2 separate regions of the Mus musculus genome follow, and region 1 is linked to region 2. Evidence: chromatin loops called from intact Hi-C (ENCODE). Cell type or tissue: heart. All regions are shown on one strand. Links, peaks and the distances in the headings refer to the core of each region. The heading gives the core; the rest is flanking DNA. Region 1 overlaps Tpo (thyroid peroxidase). Region 2 overlaps Sntg2 (syntrophin, gamma 2).

The links. Peaks named below come from ENCODE experiments on the same cell type or tissue, not always from the same donor. Only the 100,000 strongest peaks of a DNase experiment are listed, where the experiment ranks them.
Region 1: it touches region 2 in a loop (2.2-fold over the local background); 4 of 42 quality-filtered maps call a loop at or near these places.

What each region holds. Positions count from the first base shown.
Region 1 is chr12:30,127,076-30,132,446 of GRCm38, reverse strand. Tpo (thyroid peroxidase) reads left to right here. Exons shown (of 17, transcript NM_009417.3): 2 at 546-646. The coding sequence starts at 553. Among named protein-coding and RNA genes, the nearest start is that of Tpo, 2.9 kb to the left of the region's middle. In heart, for the core only: a CTCF peak has its summit at 3,683 (motif pointing left); DNase peaks (open chromatin) are centred at 3,186 and 3,646; H3K27me3 peaks cover 373 bases.
Region 2 is chr12:30,196,662-30,202,045 of GRCm38, reverse strand. Sntg2 (syntrophin, gamma 2) reads left to right here. Exons shown (of 17, transcript NM_172951.3): 15 at 679-771. Among named protein-coding and RNA genes, the nearest start is that of Gm32084, 54 kb to the right of the region's middle. In heart, for the core only: a CTCF peak has its summit at 2,138 (motif pointing left); no DNase peak of the experiment used is centred there.

The DNA.
Region 1 (5,371 bases), core at 372-5,371, 70 kb after region 2:
AGGTGCTCTCCCTAACAAAGCCTGGTGGTACCCGTTCCTATTCCTTCAGTTCAGGTGTGCTAGGGCACCTACAGACCCATATTTACTATGATGTGTTCATCTCAGGATGTTCCTACAAAGTCAAGGATTCAAGAATCTCAATGTCCAAGACTAAGAAAACAAAAAGTTAGAAAGTGGATGTGATCCATTTTGGATCTTGTTTCGTCTGAAATCATGTCATTAAAATCCTCGTGCCATAAAAGATGCAGCCACTGCCAGGGACTTACTTATTATAAGTGCTGAATTCTTCATGTTAGCTATTCGCTTCACATAGATGTGTTTGAAGAGAGAGATTTCCCATTCTCTAGTTACACCTTTCTGATGAATTGGGGACCAGGTCTGTTTAGCACTACAGGTTGACAGTGTGTCTTCCTGGTTCTGAAGATGGTTCAGTATCCTAAAGTGACAGCCTTGGACTTAGGAGGACCCACCTGAGAGGCCTGGGTATTTATGGTACATCCCACAGTACTCTGCTGACTATCTGATTATCTCTTCCACCACTTCAGCTCTAGAATGAGAACACTTGGAGCTATGGCAATAATGCTGGTGGTTATGGGAACTGTAATTTTCCTCTCTTTTATCCTGAGAAGCAGAGACATCTTGTGTGGTAAGTAACAAATGATGTGGGATCTTTTAGTCTTGTAAAGTTGTTTTTCACACTCAACAAACCAAACATGTCAGTGCGGTTGCTGAGGATCAGTTAAAGACCCTTTTGTGCTTGTCAAAAAGAATAATGTAATTCTTCAGTTTAGAAGGATTAAATTATAATTCCTCCTTTAAAAGAACTGATTTTTCCATTATTATAGAATAAATCATTTCCATTTTATCTGTACATATATCTTTTAAAAGGTTGTGACAATTTTTGTTTCTTTGTTAGAAAATCATCTCAAGTTAAATATCTCTGGTATAGCTAGGTTTTGGTTGAGTTGTATGGGAAATTATAGTAAGAAAGCTACTGAAATATATGGATTAACATAATCATTCTTTGCTATAAAGAAGAAAAACAAAGGATAGAATGAAGGGACAGAGGGGGAAGGGGATGGGAGGGGAGGGAAGGAAAAGAAAGGAACCTGGAAAAAGAAGGGAAGAAAACACAAGTAGTCACCCTGAAGCAAGCTTCCTGGTGGCAGGATGCTGGAGAAGGGCCACTTGCTGCCTCCAGTCTCTTAGATACAGCCCAGCCATTGGGCCTTAGCAACCTCTTCTACATTCAGACCTACTTCCTGCTAGGAGCTACATGCTGTTTAAATTTTCTGTCTGAACATCATGACTGTACTGCAGTCACCCTGCTGCCTTCCCAGGCTCAGGAGCTCCTAAAGAAAGCATCCTTCCATCTTTCCTTCTGGGTATCAGCACTGTCTACTCTATAAAGCACTTCTTCTGATGGGCATGTCACTCCCCTTCCAAGTCTGACTACCACTACAGGTATTCCTGGTGAGCATTAATAACTTGGGAATTGTGTTTCCATGACAACTAAAGAAAACAAGAGGGGTTCTCCTTTTAAATCTCCAAGAAAACCTAAGTATCCCCATTTGTACCAATCCTTCTAACATCTGGAACATGACAGGTGTTCAGCACACCGAAGGAAATAAATCACTTTTTCCTTTTGTTCAATAGCTATCGAGACCCTAGAGGAATAAAGCAAGACTGAAAAGATAGAGGTCGAGTCTAGTCAAGAACTCGATATTGCACCTGTGAGCTGTTCACAAAAACATCTGCACAGTGTGGCTTTAAAGTTTTGAAATGATATTATTTTACAAAATGAGGATATGGAACATCTGTAACTCTGCCCACAGAGTGTTTGTTTTGTCCTTGAAACAGGGTTTCAGTATGTAATCCCCATAGCGCTGGAAATCACCATGCAGAACATATAGATCTTCCTGCTTCTACCGCTGCCTCCAGAGTGTTGGGATAAAAAGCATGATTTACAAATCTGTAATAGTGACAACTCTTTTGCTTACATTTTAATAGTATATAATAATGTACAACATGACTTCTATAATGATAGTGCACTTTAGAGTGTATTTTACCATTCATTGGGATATTTTTAAGCTGGCTTCTTATCCATCTACTCTATAAATTTCTTAGGTAGAAAATCTGCTGGTAGTGATGCCACACATTGGTTGGCAAACATGGGAGAGGATGAAACAGGAGAATCACAATGTCAAGGTCAGCTTTGGCTGTACCTTCAGTCTGGAATCAGGGAGGACTTGCTGGGCATGTGTGAGGCCCTAGAGTTAATAATTTTTTTAAAATCATCAAAATCACTACTCCTACCCTTCTACTTCTGCTTGGGGTCGTAGCGCCCCTGTGATCCCACCTGAGGCAGGAGGATCATGCGAACAAGGCTAGCATCAGATGTATAGCACATTTGAGTGAACTCAGCCTGGACTTTGCAAGACTCTGAAATAGAAATTGCTTCACAATGGTTCAATTTTCTATTCTTTAATATAAGAACGTTTATCAGCTGAAAAGTAAACAGTGCCTTTGAAACAGTAAATATTCACCAGTAAAATGTATTTGAAACACAGTTTTCATATGATCTATTTCACTACAACCAAAATTAAATATACTTGGAAAATGAGAATGCAGATGACTTTGTGCATTTGGGGGACATCAATGACACTTTGAGAAGCAAAGCTATAGGGGACAACACACACACACACACACACACACACACACACACACACACTTACTATGCAAAGCCAGATGCCTCAAAGCACAGAGGAAAAGAAACCTCGGCACCTGGAAATTCAGTAATAAACTACTGAAAATGAAAAAAAGGTTTCATTTTCTCCTAAAGTATACCCATGACCATTATAAATCTAGGAAAACTTTGCTCGTAGCCTCTCTTGACAACCCTCTGTAGCACATGCTCCATGAAGCACTGCGTATTCCTCTCAACAGACTGAGATGGGCTTCCAGTGTTTGTGCAAAATTAAGATCCATGTGAAATTATCTTTATGGCGAACTCAGCGGCTCGTTGTAGCTGTGAAAAGAAAATAAGATGCAAATGAACAGCGTGAGCAGGAAAGCTGCCTGCAAATCCTGAGATTGGGAAGCCAGCCTAGTGGGGGAGTCTAAAAGGAAAGCTGGCCAGCTCTGTTCCAGTTCACCAGATTTCTGAAAACAGAGATCATCAAAACACGATCCACACAGAACGCTGAGTGAATCCCAGGTGACCAGAGTCAGCCAAGGGCAGCACGTGGGAGCCTGGGGCCTCTGTGGCTTTGGACAGGAAGACATTGGCTTTCTTTCACTTCTTTTGCTTTGTATTTGTGAACATGTCTGGAAGTATGTAGCCTGTTTCTTTGTCCTGGCATACGGTATCTTCATGTATAATGGCTTCTTGCATTCCAGTTATGAATATGCAAGAGGTGGGATTCTAGAGGCCAGTGTGCCTCCCAGAGCAGATGGCACTTTCAGGACATACACATAGAAAGCCGGGACAGGGAATAAGTCATGTTACTCTCTAGAATTTGGATTTCTGTTCTAGACAAACAGAAGAGACCAAGTTGAAATTCTTAGGATCATTGACTCTAGCCTCAACCACAAGTCCGAGATAGCCTGGCCACCTGCCTGCTGGGTAGATCTTGAGATGCAAAAGAATGCCACAGGTCTTAGAGAAGCACTCTGTTTCCCCCTGCTGGTCAAGAAATCCATTGCAGAGTATCTCCCCACTCCCTACCAGGAAGAATGAAAGGAGACTCCAGGTCTCTAGGCAGCCACACACTTCCAGGAACCCACATTAACAACACAGCTGCCAGCCAGTGGCCAGGAGGCAGTCCCCATTTATCTGCCTATTTGAAGCTTGTTCCCTAGTAAGAAACAACCCTTCTCTTTCCCTTCTTTCTTTCCTTCCTCGCCAAGTGTCTGCCCCAGCAGCTCCCCTGAGAAGTCAGCACACAGACCAAGGTCTGCTGGCAGCCAGTTTTCTCTTGTTTATCCTTCCTTTGCCTGTCTAATTCATTCGGCCCCAGAAAGTTGAGGGAAGATGGGCAGAAGAGAAGATGCTCTCCTCTGATGCGGATGAATGAGACACCTCTAGTCATCCCAAACATAATTAATTTAAAATCTATCCGGCTCCACAGAGAGTTTAGAAGATCACAGAGGAGAAGTGTTTCTGTGGGAAATTTTTCAACAGAAAAATCTTTAGTTCAAAGATAAAATTTGAAATAATCAACCTTTCTTTAAAGTTGGGCAAAATGGAAGCATAAGCAATACATGATCGTGATAATTTAAATATCAGCTTAATATTGGTCAATAATAGGATATTAGTTCACTGGCAGCTACTATTCCCCAGAAATGCACATGACACTCACATATGCATGTGCGCGCGCGCACACACAAACACACACACACACACACACTCACACATATACACAGACACACACAGAATTTTTCTCCATAGGTAATTGTTCTACACAAGCATTTAGCTCTCACATAATGCTTCTACTAAGTTCAACCTCCACCTGGGTACCAAATAGGTAAAGACTATGTAGTCAAGCACCCTAAGGCTCATAGTGCACAGGGCACACAGTGAAGAACTGATCCTGTTTCGTTCGGCTGTATCCCACTCAGAGGGTCTTTATTCTGCTAAGAAAGAGGGAATGAGTTGGATAATTTAAGTAGACACTTGAGGGGATGGAGGGAGTGGACACGGGTGTGTAAGGGTGCTTCTGCCCATGTGCATGTGTATAGAGGCCAGAAGAGGGTATCGGGGTTCCTACTCTATCACTCTCTACATTATTACCCTAAGACAGTTTTGATTACCGAACCTGAAGTTAGACTGGCAGCCAATAAGCCTCAGTAATCTTTCTATCCCTGCTCTGTGCAGTATTGCAGTAAAAGGTGCATGCAGCCATGTCAAACTCTCTTCCTGGATAATGGGATCTGAGCTGAGGTTCTAACGCTTATGCAGTGAGTGTTCCTATATACACTAATCCATTTTTTTAGTGCCGGATGGCAATACATTTTAAAGTAAGGGGGAATCAAGCTACCATACCTAGAGCTTTGACAATTAAACCGTATCCTTGTAGATTTCGAGGATCTTAACAGTCCATGGAAAGGAGTGTGGTTTTCACTCTGTGGACATCAGGGTCTTTGTGTTGTGAGGGGAGGCACAACCCAGCATGTCTATATTTAGAAAGCCACCTGACTTACAGCAAGAACAAAAAAAGAAGTGAGTTGTCTGAGACATAACTTTTCCCACTCAGCAATGGGGGTGTACAGAACTTTCCAAAAGGCATTAAGGCAGTGAAAGGAAAAGACACACATTTTCAAGGGTCCCCAACTCCACTTGACTCCAGACAACATGTCAAAGACTATCTTA
Region 2 (5,384 bases), core at 165-5,164:
CTAAGCGGCAGAGTCAGTAACTGTGCAGAGGATGCCCAGGGCACCCTGGGTAGAGGGATAAGAAGCAGTGCAGACGTGAGATGGGCTCCTCCTGACTTCCCAGTGTTGAGTACATATGTCAGAGAGTCAGAAAACCAAGTCCTGCCCCATCATCGTCCCTAAGCAAGACCTTCATCTCTATCCCGTGAAAAGCACCCCGATTTCTCCCACAGAAATGATGGCATCAGGTCATCTGTAGACTGGGGTAACTTTACCTACAAACTGAAGTTGACAAAAAACAACTTCACCAGTTTTAGGACTGTTCCTTTCTACATGCCCTATATACGCCATAGACTACCGTGAAACACTTGAAGCACGTAGATGTCCAGTGAGTGTTTTTAAAAGAACAACGAAGAACAAATATTTGTTGGAATGTTTCAATGATTTGGTTTTGTTTAGCTGATGCCTTTAAAGACATCCTTTGTCTGTCTAAAAACGAAAGCAAGGAAGATCCCAGTGCCTACATGTGTCTCTGCAGTTCCCTGCAACCCCCAAACCTGCCTTTTTATTCTACATAGTTGCTGAGTTCAGACTGAAAACAGTGTCCTTTGGCTAAAAGTAGCTAATGTGCCAACTGCCTTGCTATGGCTAACCAGAACTATCACAGAGCTCTCACTCAAAATTAATACTCTTTTCTAGTCCAAAACATATCTGTGCAGCTGGCAAGGGGAGACGCTGTGCTTCACGGTGGATTTTGCTCTGGGATTCACCTGCTTTGACGGTAAGACAAAGGTAAGATGCAGGGAATGCCTGCGGCTCTGTGCCTGTTCCTTTGCAGCTATTCAGATATGTGTGAGAGTAGGCAGCACCCACCAGCTGTGCTGGAAATGAAGGTCTGCCTATATGATCTGCCTTCCTGCTTGCTAGTTTGGGGTCTCTGGGTGTTTACAAGCCCTAGAACCCACACAGCAAAATGTCCAGTGAAATGGTGCTTGGCAGCTATGATTCAGAGACAGACAGACGGGGAGGGAAGGAGAAAGAGGAAAACACAGGATGGGTTTTCATAATCTCCTTGAAGAGAAAAAAACCTACAACACTAGAACAGAATGAAAAGAACCGTAGTTTCAAACCTGAGTGGTTTTGGGGAGAGTACACTCCGCACGTTGGTAGAATGCATCCAGGAATGAAATGCTGTCCTGGATTCCAGCTGTATTGATTATGCCGCCTGTGTGAGCAGTAGAAATCACTGGATTATTTCCATCATCATCTGAGGGTTCTCCAAATTACATAAGTGTTAGGAAATCCTTTGCCAATGTGAAGAGCCAATGCTCTTTCACATAATATTTATAAAGACCTACTTTGCTAATTACAAATGAGTGATGTTTGTGCCTGTGGGGAATGCTGCTGTGAACGCGGGACGCCAGTAGATTTAGTTTAGAGATCTCATTGGCTTTTATTAGCAAGGACAAAGCATAAAAGCCTACAGCAGACCCACAGAGCAGAAGAGTGGTCTCTGTGGGTGGCTTGAGCAGGATCAAGGGACCCTGTATTACAGAACCCCATGGCTCTCACAGGAAACAGCTTCCTGTGGTTTCTCTTGCAGAATAGAGCAGAAAGGGTGTCCCTATTGTCCATTCGGGCTAGCTTGGTTCCCTTCAGATCAGCTGCTGCTGATCAGCACTTAGGAAGCCCTGACCTGTTGGAGTTTCACTTGTTGTATAAAGCTTCAGTTTGATGATGTGTCGTTGGACATGGATGATGGCAATGTGGTCTGGTCTTTGGGGCCTCAGGCTTGAGCTCATTCATACACATGGATTCTACTGGGTCATATCTGAATTTCTGTTACTAAGCATACGAACATTTCTAGAAACCTGCTTTCCACATACCTTGTGCCAGCTCAGCTTTGGCCTCCCTTCGTTCCAGAGCCCACAATGAAGAAGTGAAGGCTCATCAAAGGCTTCTAAAAATGAGCAGTCTTTTTCTCATAGCTGTTTCCAAACTGCCATATCTGAGCCTCTTAGGCTATGCTCTTTTGTGACCCAGTCTCTCAACCAGTTGATAAGTACTCCCAGACAGCAACTTTGTCTAGAACTCTTCCCTGTGCCCTTCCTTTTTCCAGAACAAAGATCTCAGCCAGGACAAGTCTGCCCTCTAGGGGACATATGGAGATAACTGAAGACGGTTTTTCCTCACTAGTACCTGGAAGGGTAGGGTACTCTGCCACTTCGGGATGTCCATTATGGGGGCCCAAATTGCTGCTTAGCACCTGCCATGAACAGGATAGAGCATTATACAGAATATTCAAGCAGCCTGTGTTCAGAGGTAGAGAAATCCTGAGACAGAAAAGGAACCTGCTTTTGTCCCTGGTACCTGAAAACTCACTACAAACATTGTCACTTCACTTCCTCAAAGTGAAATTATCATGATGTTTTCCCCATGGACTCACATGATGATTGTAGTAATAATAAAATGCAGTTGCATAAAATAATGTAATATCAAGGATGGATTTCAATTCTGTATCCAGCATCGAAGGCCATTCATGCTGTAGCACAGGGTCGGTGAGCAAATGACTTCTTGATCCTTGTCAAGAGTCCTTACCTTCTGTGACCATGGTACTCACACAGATCAATACAGAACCCACACTTGCTACTAATTTGATCCAGACTCCAGACCTGAATGCTCTTGCCAAGTGTGTCCTTCTGGGATGCATATGGTGTTACAGCATCTACCGTGGAGGAAGAAGTGCAGAACTTCTACGTAGTTTCTGCTTCTTCATCTCTGACACGCAGTCTTGCACTTCAGGACACCAAATCTAAGACCTTTAGGATTCCACCTTAAGGGCAGGTTTGCATGGTCTATCTCCACACAGTCCTCAGGATTCTATGTGTGTCTTTGGTGCTGCACTTGGCAATATCCCGGAATAGATCCTGGTCAAGGCCCTAACCTAGGAAGAGCAAAGCACAGCACAGCACTGCCTGCTAGAGATTCCACTGCCGGTCTACTTGTGCTTCTGTCTCTGGCTTACTCATGGTCAGCCAGTCTTCCTGTCACTCCAGGGACTAGAACAGTACACATAAGAGTCTTCAAGAGGCCATATGTGAGAATCTTAGCATGTCTACCCACTGACTCGTGTGCAGCCAGGGGCAGCAACACTGCAAGGGAAGAGCTTGATATGAACTCCGGTTCCTAATGACATGGAAGTGGGGTCTAGTGTTCTGGAGCTCCCTTCCTGTTTCTGTAGGATCTGGGGGAAGTTCTGAGCTGGTCTGCACAGGCTACAAGCAACATGTTTGACCTCACAGTTGCATGGCCCCTTGCTCTTGTGTGAGGGTTGAACCCACAGTACACAATATCAACTAAGTCGTGCATCAGCCATCTTCCTTTGAAACCCCTTCCTGCTCCCTTGTCCTCTTTTTTACCAGGCAATGTCCTTACTTCCCATGGTAGGTCTCAAATGGGGCTCTGACGACAGGTCTTAACATTTAATCTAGCATCTTTCCCTGAAAATTAGCCTTTCAAAGGTTTTAAATGGTATCATTTGTTTCATAATGTGGCACATGACTGCTATGAGCCCTTGGGGACTGGACTCCCTGGTGACAGACTATCTAATCAGTCTGAACCTTGACCATTAAACATTAGAATTCATGTCAAGCCAGTTACTGCCTCCTTGGGCTAGACAAAGTAGGCTGCCTCTTACTCAAAATACCATGGATAAGGATGGGGTCAGAGATAGCTCAGTCAATACAGTGCTGACCTTGCAAGCATGGGGTCCAGCCCCAGAACCCACCTAAGGAATCCAGAGGAGGTAAAGACAGGTCAATCCTGGGAGCTTATTGGCAACCAGCCTTACCTATTGAGTAAGTTCCAACCTAATGGCAGGCCTGTCTCAAAGAAAAAAAAAAGTGGGTGGTACCTGAGAAACAACTGAGGTTAACCATCTGGCTTCCACATGCATGCCTACATACAGAGAATGAGAGAGAGAGACAGAGACAGAGAGACAGAGACAGAGAAACAAAGACAGAGACGAGAGAGACAGAGAGAGAATGTGATAAGGAGACCCTTTGAAGGCACAGTGTTGAACCAGTCCATTTGTGTATCATTGCTGAGACACAGCTAAATCTATGACTTAGCAGTAGCTCTCCATATCAAAGGCCTAAGAAAACACAATTTGAGGGTGGAATATGATTTGGTGGGAGAGTATGATAGCATACACAAGGCCTTAAGTTCTATCCTTAGTAGCACACACACCATGCTAGGATTCTGATAACTGTTTGTGGTTTAGTGAATATTTATATGGACATCCCTCATACACTAATGGCTCAATTCTGTAACACTCACTTCTCTTACCAGGGAGAGACAAGCCGTTGTCTCCGGCCATCAGTCTATTCTTACCAGCTATTTCACCAGCATAAGGAGTAATTAGGAAGGGCAGGAAACATAGCCAAGCATGTTCCCTACCCGGATACTAAATGAGAAGACCATAGAACATTTGTACATTTCTAGAATGACATTTTAAAGGCATCAAAATTAGAATAATCTAGAACACCATTCTAGGTATATAGGCCCATCCCTGGACCTGACATGTCCACAAGCTAGCTGGCATGAGAACACTGGTCAACATAACAGTTTTTGCTCTGTAACTTGATGCTGACTGATGTTCTGGTCTTGTCATGGTAATGAAGGTAGGGAAAGAGCTAGATTTGGTTGCTAAAACCACACAAAGGACAAAGGTGCCTTCTTGCTCCATGACTGAGAGCTGAGTGTTGAGATGTCCCCAGCCTTTATTACTCCAGCAGGACTCAATGCCCTTTCAAATCCATCTCCTGATGTCTGAACTTAAATGAGCACTATTTGTGGCATGATCTCTAAGCAACCAATCTGGGCTCTGAGTTCCCAGCTTGCAAACCCAGATCTGTGTACAGAGGATCAAGTGCATATTTAAGAAGGGCTCAGCATTTGGAGACTAAGTAGCTTACTTAGACCACAGGCAGAAAAAGTTTTCATGGTTTTCTGAAATAGTTTTCTTTTAAATAAAAGATAACATTTTAGGTTCATGAAGGAAAGCTTAGAACTTTGAAAATTGAGACGAATGACCATGAGTCATTAAAGACAACAAGCTAAATAAGTGTCAAAGATGCCAAGGTGCTATGGCATCACCATGCTGAGGACATAAGGCTCAAGTGAAAAATTCCGGAATAAGCCTGCTGACCACCCCATTCATCATAGGGCCTGGATATTTTGCAACACATCCCAAAACAGGAGAAGCATCAGTTTCTTCTGTCACCCCAAATAAGGGCTACATGGTGAAACTGGTGGCCTTATGCTGTGACTGGGGTGAGGTTTTTCATGTTCTCTTAATTTCTGCTCTGAAAACAGCCTGGCACTCAGATCTGCCAGAGCAGGCA